Linked DNA regions of Homo sapiens: region 1 is linked to region 2. Evidence: chromatin loops called from intact Hi-C (ENCODE). Cell type or tissue: endothelial cell of umbilical vein. All regions are shown on one strand. Each heading gives the region's core, and the rest is flanking DNA. Links, peaks and the distances in the headings are about the cores only. Region 1 overlaps RUNX2 (RUNX family transcription factor 2). Region 2 has its middle 73 kb from the start of RUNX2-AS1.

Region 1 (5,377 bases), core at 114-5,113, 170 kb after region 2:
TCTATGTCTACACTTTACTTCCAAAACTTAGTAAAACTTGAGTGTTTTAGTTCCAAAAACATTTTCTTTGCCTTCTTTTTCTGTAACATGTTCACACATACCACAGTTCTTTGTGTTTCGAGCACTTATAGAGACCCCACTGAGAGATGCAAAGATTTTTTTAGCGGTAACATTTTTAGCAATGGAAATAGCAGTTTTCGTAGTTGAACAAAAAGCATCACTGTTTATTTGCCAATCCAGCTAAACATGGATGGCATTATTCTTCAAAGAGTGCAGTGACAACTAGCCTACAAACAGACTGTCACGCAATTCCTGGATCCTGGCTCAATTTCCTTAGCATGCGATCCTTTCTATTTCTCTTTCATTATTAAGGTTTTGTGCATATTTTATGTGAGACAGAGAGTGAGACAGAGACAGAGACAGAGAAACAGAGAGACAGAGTGTTTTAAGCAAAAAGAAACACTACACAGATGTAATTAAAAAGGCAAAGGGCTCCTCTCTTGACATTCACTGCTGCAGCAGCAGAACATCATTCTCAATTTTCTCATTTCTGTAACAGGAAGAAAATGTTAAAAAGTAATAACCAAAGAAAAAGTCAGCCAACTCCCACAGCCTGGTCTTGCTGTGCTGAATGGCAGAGAAGATCACAGAGGAAGAAAAAAGAAAAAGACAGAAAAAAGGAGGCGGAGAATTTCTTGCTTAAACTGGACCTAGTCCAGCTGGCAAGAAGAGGTGGTTTTCTTAACGCCTGCAAAACCTGATTACTTTTTTTAAAGGAATGAAGAAGAAGGAGATGTAAACACAGCCATTAAAACAGATTTAAGGTACTTAGTTTTAATCTAGTCTAAGACCTTTTCAATTGTATGCTGCTCTGCAATTCTCTGCTTGCTAGACATTAATACAGTGCATAGGCACATGTCAGTGTCTTCTAACCAGTGAACGCTTTCAGCTGAGCTCTGTGGTTACCCTCTCAGGTCAGGCATGGAAGGAACAGCAGCTTAAGCAATAATGGATGCATGTCTGTTACGTGCTATGTCTGTCAGAAGTCTGTTTTACGACATTAAAGGACTATTGTGTTTATATCTACACAACAGGTCTTAAACAGATTGTTTAAACATGATTAAACAAGAGACGTCTTTGAAATAACCCCCCTAATAAAATTCAGATGGGTAAAGAACTGAAAAATGCAGTCAACAATATTTTGAAAAATCATTTCTCTCTAAGCTGCAAGAGTAACATGATATAAACTCCAAAATAAAACTGTTTTTACAAGTTAAACTCAAAGGATTACCTCATATATCAGCACCGCTTTCCAATGGAATAGCGTTTATCCACCTATCCATCCACTCTTTCTTAATGCTGTTGCACAAGTTGCTAGTCTTGATAGACAGATAATTGCTTTATTCAGCCAGGTGTAATGAAGGGGAGTCTATTGTGTTAATCCCAGTATTCTTATCTTCTGTGAACTCTGAATAAGGAACTGAAAACTCTACCTCTTCATTTCAGAACTACTGGAGTTTACTCACATTCAAATCTGTTAAAGTGTTCTTACATGCCACTCTGTCACTAAAGGTGCCAAGTATTTTGAGTAGGATCAAGTTATCGTTATATAAAAAGGAATCAAATGTAGTGTTAAATGGAGTTAGAAGATAGCAAGTTTTACTCTTCTTTTCAAGGCACAACAGATTTTTTTAAAGTGTATTATTCTCAAGCCAAAGGAAGCAGGTTGGTGTGGGTTAATATTAAAAAACATCCTTCGAGCGATTACATTTAAAACCTTTTTTTGTTTTTCAAAAGCAAGTGTAGTGTTAAGTTTTGTGGATATCTGCCTGCTGGCTTCATGCTGAATTATTTAATCAATAATGACAGTTTGGCAAAATGTTTTTCTTTGGTCCATATGAAATATATTCCCTTTTCCACATATACGTACATATATGTGGTTATAAATTTATATTATCTCTATTATATGCATACCTATGTGTACAGAGAGGAATAATCCAGCCAGAGGAACAGCGTTACTACTAACATTAGTTCCATGTCTCTATCCAGGTAATTAGGGATACCGTCCTCTCAAGGCCCCACATGCTTTATACTCTGCCCCATGACATCACAAACACTTCTGATCACAAGCATACCTTTCTTTGCAATAGAAACGTACCTTTCTTTGCAATAGGAAGTTCTCATCCTTCAGCCTAATTAGATGCCTTCATTTTAGTTCAAAATGATACATACCGAAGAACCTATGAAGCTCACTGGAAAAGAAGTAATGCAATCTGGAAGAATGGGATAATCCCTGAAAGAATATTATCATTTAATTCTTTCTCTTCTGGGTCCTATCTCTTTCATGGACCTTTCATTGAGAATGTTCTCAGGAATGGCATTCTTTCTGCTCAGAGGATGGGCTCTTCTCAAGATTTAACTTGCCTAATGTCTCAACAAATCCTACTAACAACCCTTGCAATTCAACACAGAAAGTCTGTCCTATTGCGTGCACCTTAATCTCAGCTACTCTGGAGGCTGAGGCAGGAGAACAGCTTGAACCCAGGAGGTGGAGGTTGCAGTGAGCCGAGATGGTGCCACTGCACTCCAGCCTGGGCGACAGAGAGACTCCATCTTAAAATAAAAAGAAAAGAAAAGAAAAGAAAAAAAAAGTCTGTCCTATGGAATTGATGACTGCCCAAAATGCAGTATGAAAGAGAACATGTGACTGAAAGGAGACATGGGTTCTGCTACTAATAGCAAGTGTGAACTTCTCAGGTACAGAATTTTCTCATCTGTAAAATAACAGGTGACCTAATTTGCAATCCTAAGAATCAATAAAGCTATGGATTCCTCACCTGTCACTATGAGTTCCACAAATACACACACACACACACACACACACATTTACACACAATTAGTGAACTTAATGGAATAGTTAAAAGACCAAGGCAGTGTCTGATTAAAAAGGAGAATCTCATTTCTAATTCTGGGCCTGACTATACAAGGAGCAGGAAAACTTGGGAGTCTATTCCTAGCTCTGCTACTAAGTTAGTTGTGAGGCTGTAGGCAAATATCTATCATCTCTATGATTCAATTTCCTCCTATGACTCAACTTCCTCATCTGTCAGAAAAAAACAAAGTATCTACAACACAGGGATGTCGTCAGGACAAAATGTAATAAGAGGTGAAAATGTCCTACACAGGTAAAACCACTATGCAAATGTAATCTTCACTTATCAATTAAAATATCCTAAGCATTATTATGTTTCATGAACTATGCTAAACTAGGGTGCTCACGGTATACTGGAGGCATCATAAAAACAAATAATTACAGCAGTGTGATAAATAATATAATTAAAGTATGAAAAGGAAACCAAAGAGGAGCCAAAGATTAAATACTTGACTTTCAAGAGCAGTCAGGAAGGGCTCCCAGAGGAGACAGCGTTTGAGTAGACTTAAAGAATGAGTAGAATTTAGTCAAGCAAATGCAGAAGAAGATAACATTCCAACCAGAAGGAACAGCAGGTGCAAAGACACCGAGATGAGAAAGTATAGAGTGAAGCAATTTGGCATCGCTGGAGCTCAGCCACAGGTGTGTGGGTGGAAGGCAGTTGGGCAGAGCAGATGCTGAAGGGCCTTGTCAGTGTGCCACCAAGTCTGAACTTCATCCTGCAAATAACAGGGAGACACTGAAGTATTTTAAGCAAGGGTGTGCCATGCATTGGTTTACAGTTTAGGAAGATTGCTTTACTTACAGGGGAAGATAGATTTAGAAGGGAGTGCAGTTAGAGACATAAAACCAGTTAGGAAATTGTTTTTACGTTATAAGTCAGAAGATAAACACTGAGAGAGTATACTAAGCTAAATCAGCACTAAAAGATTTGAGGGAGTGAATGTGAGACATAGAATAGAGGTACAGACAACAGTACAGTGGAATAATTAGATGTCAGAAGTAAGGCAGAGAAGGTGAGTCTCAGGTTTCTGGTTTGGTCACCTGGGTGAACTGTAGGGCACTCAAAACTGGTAAAACTGGAGGAGGTTCATGTTTGGGCAGAGAAGTTTGGTTGAAGTAGAGGTGGGGAATCCCTAACGCTGTGTTGGCCATGAGTTTGAAGTACCCATGGGACATATTCAGGTGCAGACACCCAGGAAGCAACCTAGAAATACCAGTCTGAAGTTCAGAAGAGACTGAAGATGCATTTTCAGTGGTCATGGGAACACGAAGTTAATAGTGTCAATGAGGACACTCAGGGAATGGGTACAGAACGAGTGGAGAAAAGTGTCTAAAAGGGAACCCTGAGAAGCAAACACTCCTAGGGTGGCTAGGCAAGGAAGAGGAACACAAAAAGTGATCTAGGAAAGAGAAAGATGAGGAGCCAGTGGCGGAGACAACCCATGCAGTGGCCACTGAAACGGTTCTGAATCTGCTCTTCTGCTGCTTCAGGGACCCAGGGGAGCTTAGCAAGAGAACCTTTGTCTGTGTCCAGGCAAGGGACACAAAGTTAGGTCACAATGGTAAAAAGGATAACTCTCCTTCATTCATTCCATACCCATTCCTCATGCAGCCTCATCAATCCCAATGGCTTCAAGTTCCTATGACTATGGAAAATGCATTTCCAGTTTCTACCAAGCTTCAGATTCATATTTCTAAATGCTTCCTGTACATCCTTGCATAAGAATACCTCTAATGATATTCATTATTTAAAGGGAAAGATAGATTTAGAAGGGAAAAATGTCTAAATACTATTAGAGGTATTCTTATACAAAGATGTATTATTTTCTAATATTTCAAAATGGAGCCCTAGACTGGTCTATAATTTTATATACCAGGTCGCAGTATAAACTTTTATTTCTTAACACTAATTTGAAAAGAAATGCATGCACAGTGTCTTCTGAGTTCAATCTTAGTCATGTTATTTTAAACAAATGGGAGAATTTTTTACCCAGTCTAAAAGCCCTCCCAACTGCATGACAATCAGCCCTTTCTGGGCCAAGTCACAAGTCAGACAATGGCTCTGTATGTGTCACTTGCACAGGCCAGAGAGTAGGCAAAATTTGTTCTCGTCCAAATATTATATAGGGAAAGCCAACATCAGAGTCAGCATCAAAGATGAGGGAAATCAAAAGAAAACATGAAGCAACAACAAAAATCTCCAAAATTAACCATCCTCCCCAGCCTATCTTCTGAGCAAGGTCCTTCCTCCCCAAAGGCTCCTTGAATCTCATGGGGCAGTATAGCTGACCACTTATCCTACCATTTGCCACTCCAGTAAGCTTAGGAGAAATATGGAAACAAAATAAAACAGACTCACTCCCTCTTTTCCATCCCATTTCTGCATTCTCATTTCTGTTGTCTATCAGAAAGTAACAAACCCTGAGCAACGTATAGTGGAAT
Region 2 (5,377 bases), core at 68-5,067:
GCAAGCATGGGTTTTATGGGATTGTTTGGAGAGCCCTGAGCCAAAGTTTTCTACTCACTTAGGCAAGGCTGTTCTGCCAATTCTTAAATTGGCTGTTTTTTACATATAGGGTGTGAAAGATATCTCTATGCATCTCTAGGAACACACCCATTTGGAAGGAGACATATGTGACTATATATAATATCTTTATGTGCTTTTTGAAGGGATGTTTATACAACTTGCATATTATTTGGCATGAATATTTTTGTAGAATGGAGAAAGGGAGAGACAGCATGAGAAAGCTATTCCTATGCCATAACTGACTTTGGCTCATGAAACGAAATGCAAAATAGATTATGTTCCTTAGCAATGCCTCCTGGGTTGAATGGCTCCCAAGTCAACCCACTTAATCCTTCCTCCTGGAGGGTCACTCACCTTTGAACCTTCTTTTCTAAAACTACCATTAAAAAAAAATAACAATGATGTAGCCCAGTCCAGGCCCTACTGAAACCCAGGCTCCCTACCCCCAGAGGAAGAGCTCACCAAAAGAGTCATCTAGCTTCTAAAACTCGGGTTGCTTGAAGAACTTGATGGAAAGAGCAGGGTAGTAAAAGACAGCATTTTGGCTTTAACAAGGCTAGGAAGCCTAGAGTTGGGCCAGCTGTATAGTCTGAACTAACCCAAGAATATTAGAAGCCGGGGTCACATGGAGCTAGGACACCACCATTAATGTGGGGAGCAGAGACAGTCTGGCGAGGAGCGGAGGGAACGACTGCAGCCCCCTGCTGCCAGCTCCCACGTGAGTCAACCAGGAGGACGGGGGGACAGCTAGGATAGGCAGGCAGGAGGACTGATCCTGCAGGGTGAACGGGCAAGCTGCGCCCAGCCGTATGGAGTTCACTTGGGCCCTCTTCACACCATCAAGCTCCAGGACTTCCGGGGGGAGCCAAGGGTGACAGATGTGTCAGCCGGGACAGGCACCTCAGAGAAAAAGCCTCCTTGGTTTGTTCCATGGTGTTCCCTTGCCAAGTCCCCAACCCACACTGAGCAACCAAGCAGTAGGACACCCCATCTGGAGAGGAGGGAGGTGATGGCTCCATTCCCCAAAGCAATAGGCAGCAAGGTTTCCGACAAGGATGTTCAGTAAGTCAGCGGAACTGGCTGAGTCCTCTAGCACCTTCCATTTGCTTGGGGAATAAAGTAACACTGCCCAGCCCTGGACACACTTGGTAAACATCTGGTAAGAGGATAATCCTATTTCAGCATTCCATGGTGCCCTGGGAGCAGACGCTGGCTCTTAACAATTGATGCCTCTGGTGTCTGTTGCCACCTCTTACCACCATGCCCTTGCACTTAGAAGCAAATAATCCCAAGAGATGGCAGGGCCATATTCAGTTCCCTAGTTGTCCCATCCAGGCACTTTTAATGCCCAGTCCTTTCTCCTAAGAATTCCTCTGAGACCAGAGCTCCCAGCCTTGCCACTGTGTCTCTCCCTCAGGACATCTTTTCTAATTTGGGTCTGAGCTTTTCCATTCCTTCATTTCATGCCATTCCTTCTAATGATAACCCTTTGTGCCAGGCTCAATTACATACAAAGCTTAAATGAGCAACCCCAACTCTAAATTTGGCCCTGTCCATTGAAGGGGGTGGGGGTGGTGCCTTGGTCATTTGGCTTTGCTCAAAAAGAAAGATGCTACTCCCCATGGGGAAACAACGCCAAGGAGAGGGGGAAAATCTTTTGCAGAAATAAAAATCTAGAACGAAGAAACATACCAGTGCTGGCTGTCCCTGGTCACTGGGGCTTGAAGCTGCTTCTGCATCTTCAGCCAGGCCTGTTAGGACTCTTTGTCCCACTACAGGCATGCAGAAGCTACAGACATGCTTTGATTTTTCCTTTTAAAAACATCCTCCGATCTGACCCTACCTATGCTCTCCCTGCAAGGTTAGCAGAGGGTGAGATGAGAGCATTTGCCAGGAATTTCCTGACTTCTGTGAGTTTTTCTCAAGATCTAGTCATGAGTCAACATGATATACTGGGACACATGGTGGAGCTTGCAGTGGCCTCCCCTCCCTTCTGGAACTTTAGGAAAACCATGTCCCTGCTGAGTAACCCTGGGCAAAAATCCAGAAGGCCCCCTCCCTCTCCCTGACTCTCCCTCTGTACAGTCCCCAAGTTAGAGGAGATAAGGGAAATATATTTACAACAAACTTGATCAGACTATTAATATTCTCCAGAACTACACAAAGATCCCTGTTTATGCAGCTCACCTCCTTTCAAAATTAAGCTCTCTTGTATGGTTCCATTGCTCTTTATATTTTGGGCATTTAGAAAACCGGAGGAGGGGGTGATGAGGAGAGGAATGGAGAAGAAAGGAGAAGCATTGCCCAGATTCACAATGACAAGATCCGAGACCCTAACACACCCTCTGAGAGGCCCAGGTGAACTGGGCTGCCAGGTAGGTAGAACTATCTATGCAATTTTATTGATGTTGACAACCCATCTGAAATACTCAAACGAAGTAGATTCATTACAATTTCATGTGCGAGTTCTGACTACCAGAACTGGCTATCCTGGCCAGTGGAGTCCAGCCATGATCAGTTTCTGCTAGTGATAGTTTAGAATTACCCCTAAGAGTTTGGGGGAGAAGCTCAATAAAAATCAATGACATCCTTCGATAGATCTTTGAGTTAAAACAAATGGAGTGCTACCATGAGACTGTTAAATATCTGTGAAGCTTTGCCTCAACCCGGGTTAATGGGAGCAGATTCTGGGAAGCACTTTGCAAACTGTTAGATTGTAGCAAGGAATTGTTGGTATCACCATCGTTGAGGTTCACTAGCTTCAGCTCTTTGGGCCGAAGAAGATGAACGTCTTTTATGAATGTAGCATAGACTCACACCTGCAATCCCAGCACTTTGGGAGGCCAAGGTGGGCTGATTACCTGAGGTCAGGAGTTCGAGACGAGCCTGACCAATATGGTGAAACCCCGACTCTACTAAAAATACAAAAAAAATTCACCGGGTGTGGTGGCAGGCAGATGTAATCTCAGCTACTTGGGAGGCTGAGGCAGGAGAATTGCTTGAACCCGGGAGGCAGAGGTTGCAGTGAGCCGAGATCATGGCATTGCACTGCAGCCTGGGCAACAGAGCAACACTCTGTCTCAAAGGAAGAAAGGAAGGAAGGAAAGAAAGAGGAAAAGAAAGAGAGAAAGAGAAGGAAAGAAAGAAAGAAGAGAGAGGGTGGGAGGGAAAGAAAGATGAAAGAAAGAAGGAAGGAAGGAAGAGAAAGAAGAAAGAAAAAGAAAGAAAGAAGAAAGAAAAGAAAGAGAAAGAAAGAAAGAAAGAAAAAGAAAAGACTTTCTAATATCCTTGAGAATTTAGAGGTGAATATCTTTATTCCTGTCTTTCAAATGCAGAAACTGAGGGGCAAAGACATCAAGTGAGTTTCAGGCATTGAGGAAAATAGGACACAGCACCTCCGACCCCTTAGGCCCTTTATCTCCTTCTAGCCCAAGACCCTCAGGAAGGGTCAAGGCATCCTTAGTTGTGGAAAGCATAACTTGGGAAGGAAAATCTCAACTTGAAGGAAAAGCTTGCTGAGGAGAGAGGCCCTGTTTCTCCTCTCAGCCTTTCCTGTGTGCTGGTATCAACTGTCCAAGTAACAGATGGAGGTGGTAGGGCAGGTGGGCTGCTCTGCTGTCCCTGGCTGTGCTGGGGTCAAACTATCCACTCTCCCCATCGCAGCTGCCAGCCTGGCACGTTGTACCACCTGCCAGACCTGGTTCCTGAGGCCACAACAGAGTTCTCATACTTTCTACCATTCTGAGGGAAAAGTGAGATCAATATTTTCCAGGGCTCTTTCAACTGAGATGAAGAAGGCAACTGTCCTCTTCTCCACAGGCTTTTCTCCCCTTTCCTCACTTCCCCTGTCCTCTCACATGCAAGCACACAGGCCCATGGTCTCACCACCCCGGAAAAAGACAGCTCCCAGTTTCCTTCTCATTATGGGAAAAAAAATTCTGAATGGCTGCTTTTTCACATACATATAACAGCAAAAGGAGAACAAAATGAGGCAAAGAAGAATAAAATTTTAGTGAACTATAACTTTTATATTTTTATTTAAAAATGTTTATTATACATTATATTTTATTATATATTTTTATTATTTCTTTATTTGTTCATTTGCTTATTTATTTGTTGTAAGCCAGCAGAGCCTTTCCTTCTCCCAGCTGACCGTTTTCTACCATCTGCTGTCTGCCTGTTGAGGTGCAGGCCGCTGGGAGAGGCTTCCTGGAAGCAGAGCTTCCCCTGAAGCAGAAGTTCCCTGGATGTACGCAGTGGAGCCCAGGCTTTCTGTGAGACCCAGACCCAGGCCACTTTCATTGGCGGGCTCTGGAAACATTTTCTTTCAAACGCTCTGGGCTGTAGCTCACTTACACATAAAATGAGCAAAACAACACTCTTTCCCACAGCTATGCCATGAGGTTTAATTGTTGCAAATTTGTGAAGTGTTTTAAGATCCTTGGATTAAAGAAGTTATATGAGAAAAAAATGTTATTATAGAGTGGAATTCTGCTTAGTTGTCATATGTTTCCTGTAACTCTTCCCCTGTGTCTTATATAACTTGGAACAAGTAGTATGAGCTATGAGGCCTTCAGAAAGCCTTTAAGTAATTTCTTGGCCTGCTTTCTTTACCTTTTAAAAAAAATTCTTCTTCTACTTTTCCTTTTTTTTCTCTTTCTAATGCAGCCAAAACTTGTTCCCCTCTAATCTGTATGATGAGAAAGGAAGTTGCTTCAGTTGGGGTGGGCCCTTGTCCACGTGAGTACTTCCTCGTCTCTCCTCCCTTCCTCTCCCTTGCCTTTGCTCCCCACCTACATCTCTTCTTTTTATCCTCATATACACTTTCATAGATTGAAATAAATTTGACTTTGAGCCCTGGCTCTAAAATTTGCTCTGCCTCTTGGACCAATTGCCAAAACAGGTTACTGAGTGAGGCTCCCTGAAGCCAAGCCTGATGTGTGTCGAGGCTTGGTGATGGTGACAGAACAGAGCCTGGCTGACCAAGGAGCACAGGAGGCCCTGGGTGGCTCTTCCCCACTAGGACTTCCCAACATCAGCATCACACCCAAAATGCGGGAAAACACCCAGGCAGCTGCTACGGTGGCCATGAGGCAGCAGCCAAGAATGCCCCTTGTCCTGGCTGCAGCTGTGTCCCTAAGCAGGTGCTGCCTGGCGGCTGGGCATGCCTGCATGTGTCACATCCTCCCCTGGGCACACAGAAACACATCCCAGATCAGGGATACACACTGGCCCTCACAAGCAGCACTCTCAGGCCCCATGCCCGTCCTGAGGCCATGGAGATTGTGAGCATAAGATAGGCCCCAGGTGATGAATT

The links. Peaks named below come from ENCODE experiments on the same cell type or tissue, not always from the same donor. Only the 100,000 strongest peaks of a DNase experiment are listed, where the experiment ranks them.
Region 1: a loop joins it to region 2, with 4 times the contacts of the local background. A loop is called at or near these places in 1 of 110 quality-filtered maps.

What each region holds. Positions count from the first base shown.
Region 1 is chr6:45,476,147-45,481,523 of GRCh38, reverse strand. The region is part of intron 5 of RUNX2 (RUNX family transcription factor 2); the gene reads right to left. Among named protein-coding and RNA genes, the nearest start is that of RUNX2-AS1, 98 kb to the left of the region's middle. In endothelial cell of umbilical vein, for the core only: no CTCF peak of the experiment used is centred there; DNase peaks (open chromatin) are centred at 863 and 3,083; H3K27ac peaks cover 806 bases.
Region 2 is chr6:45,647,354-45,652,730 of GRCh38, reverse strand. No RefSeq gene overlaps it. Among named protein-coding and RNA genes, the nearest start is that of RUNX2-AS1, 73 kb to the right of the region's middle. In endothelial cell of umbilical vein, for the core only: no CTCF peak of the experiment used is centred there; a DNase peak (open chromatin) is centred at 1,970; H3K27ac peaks cover 560 bases.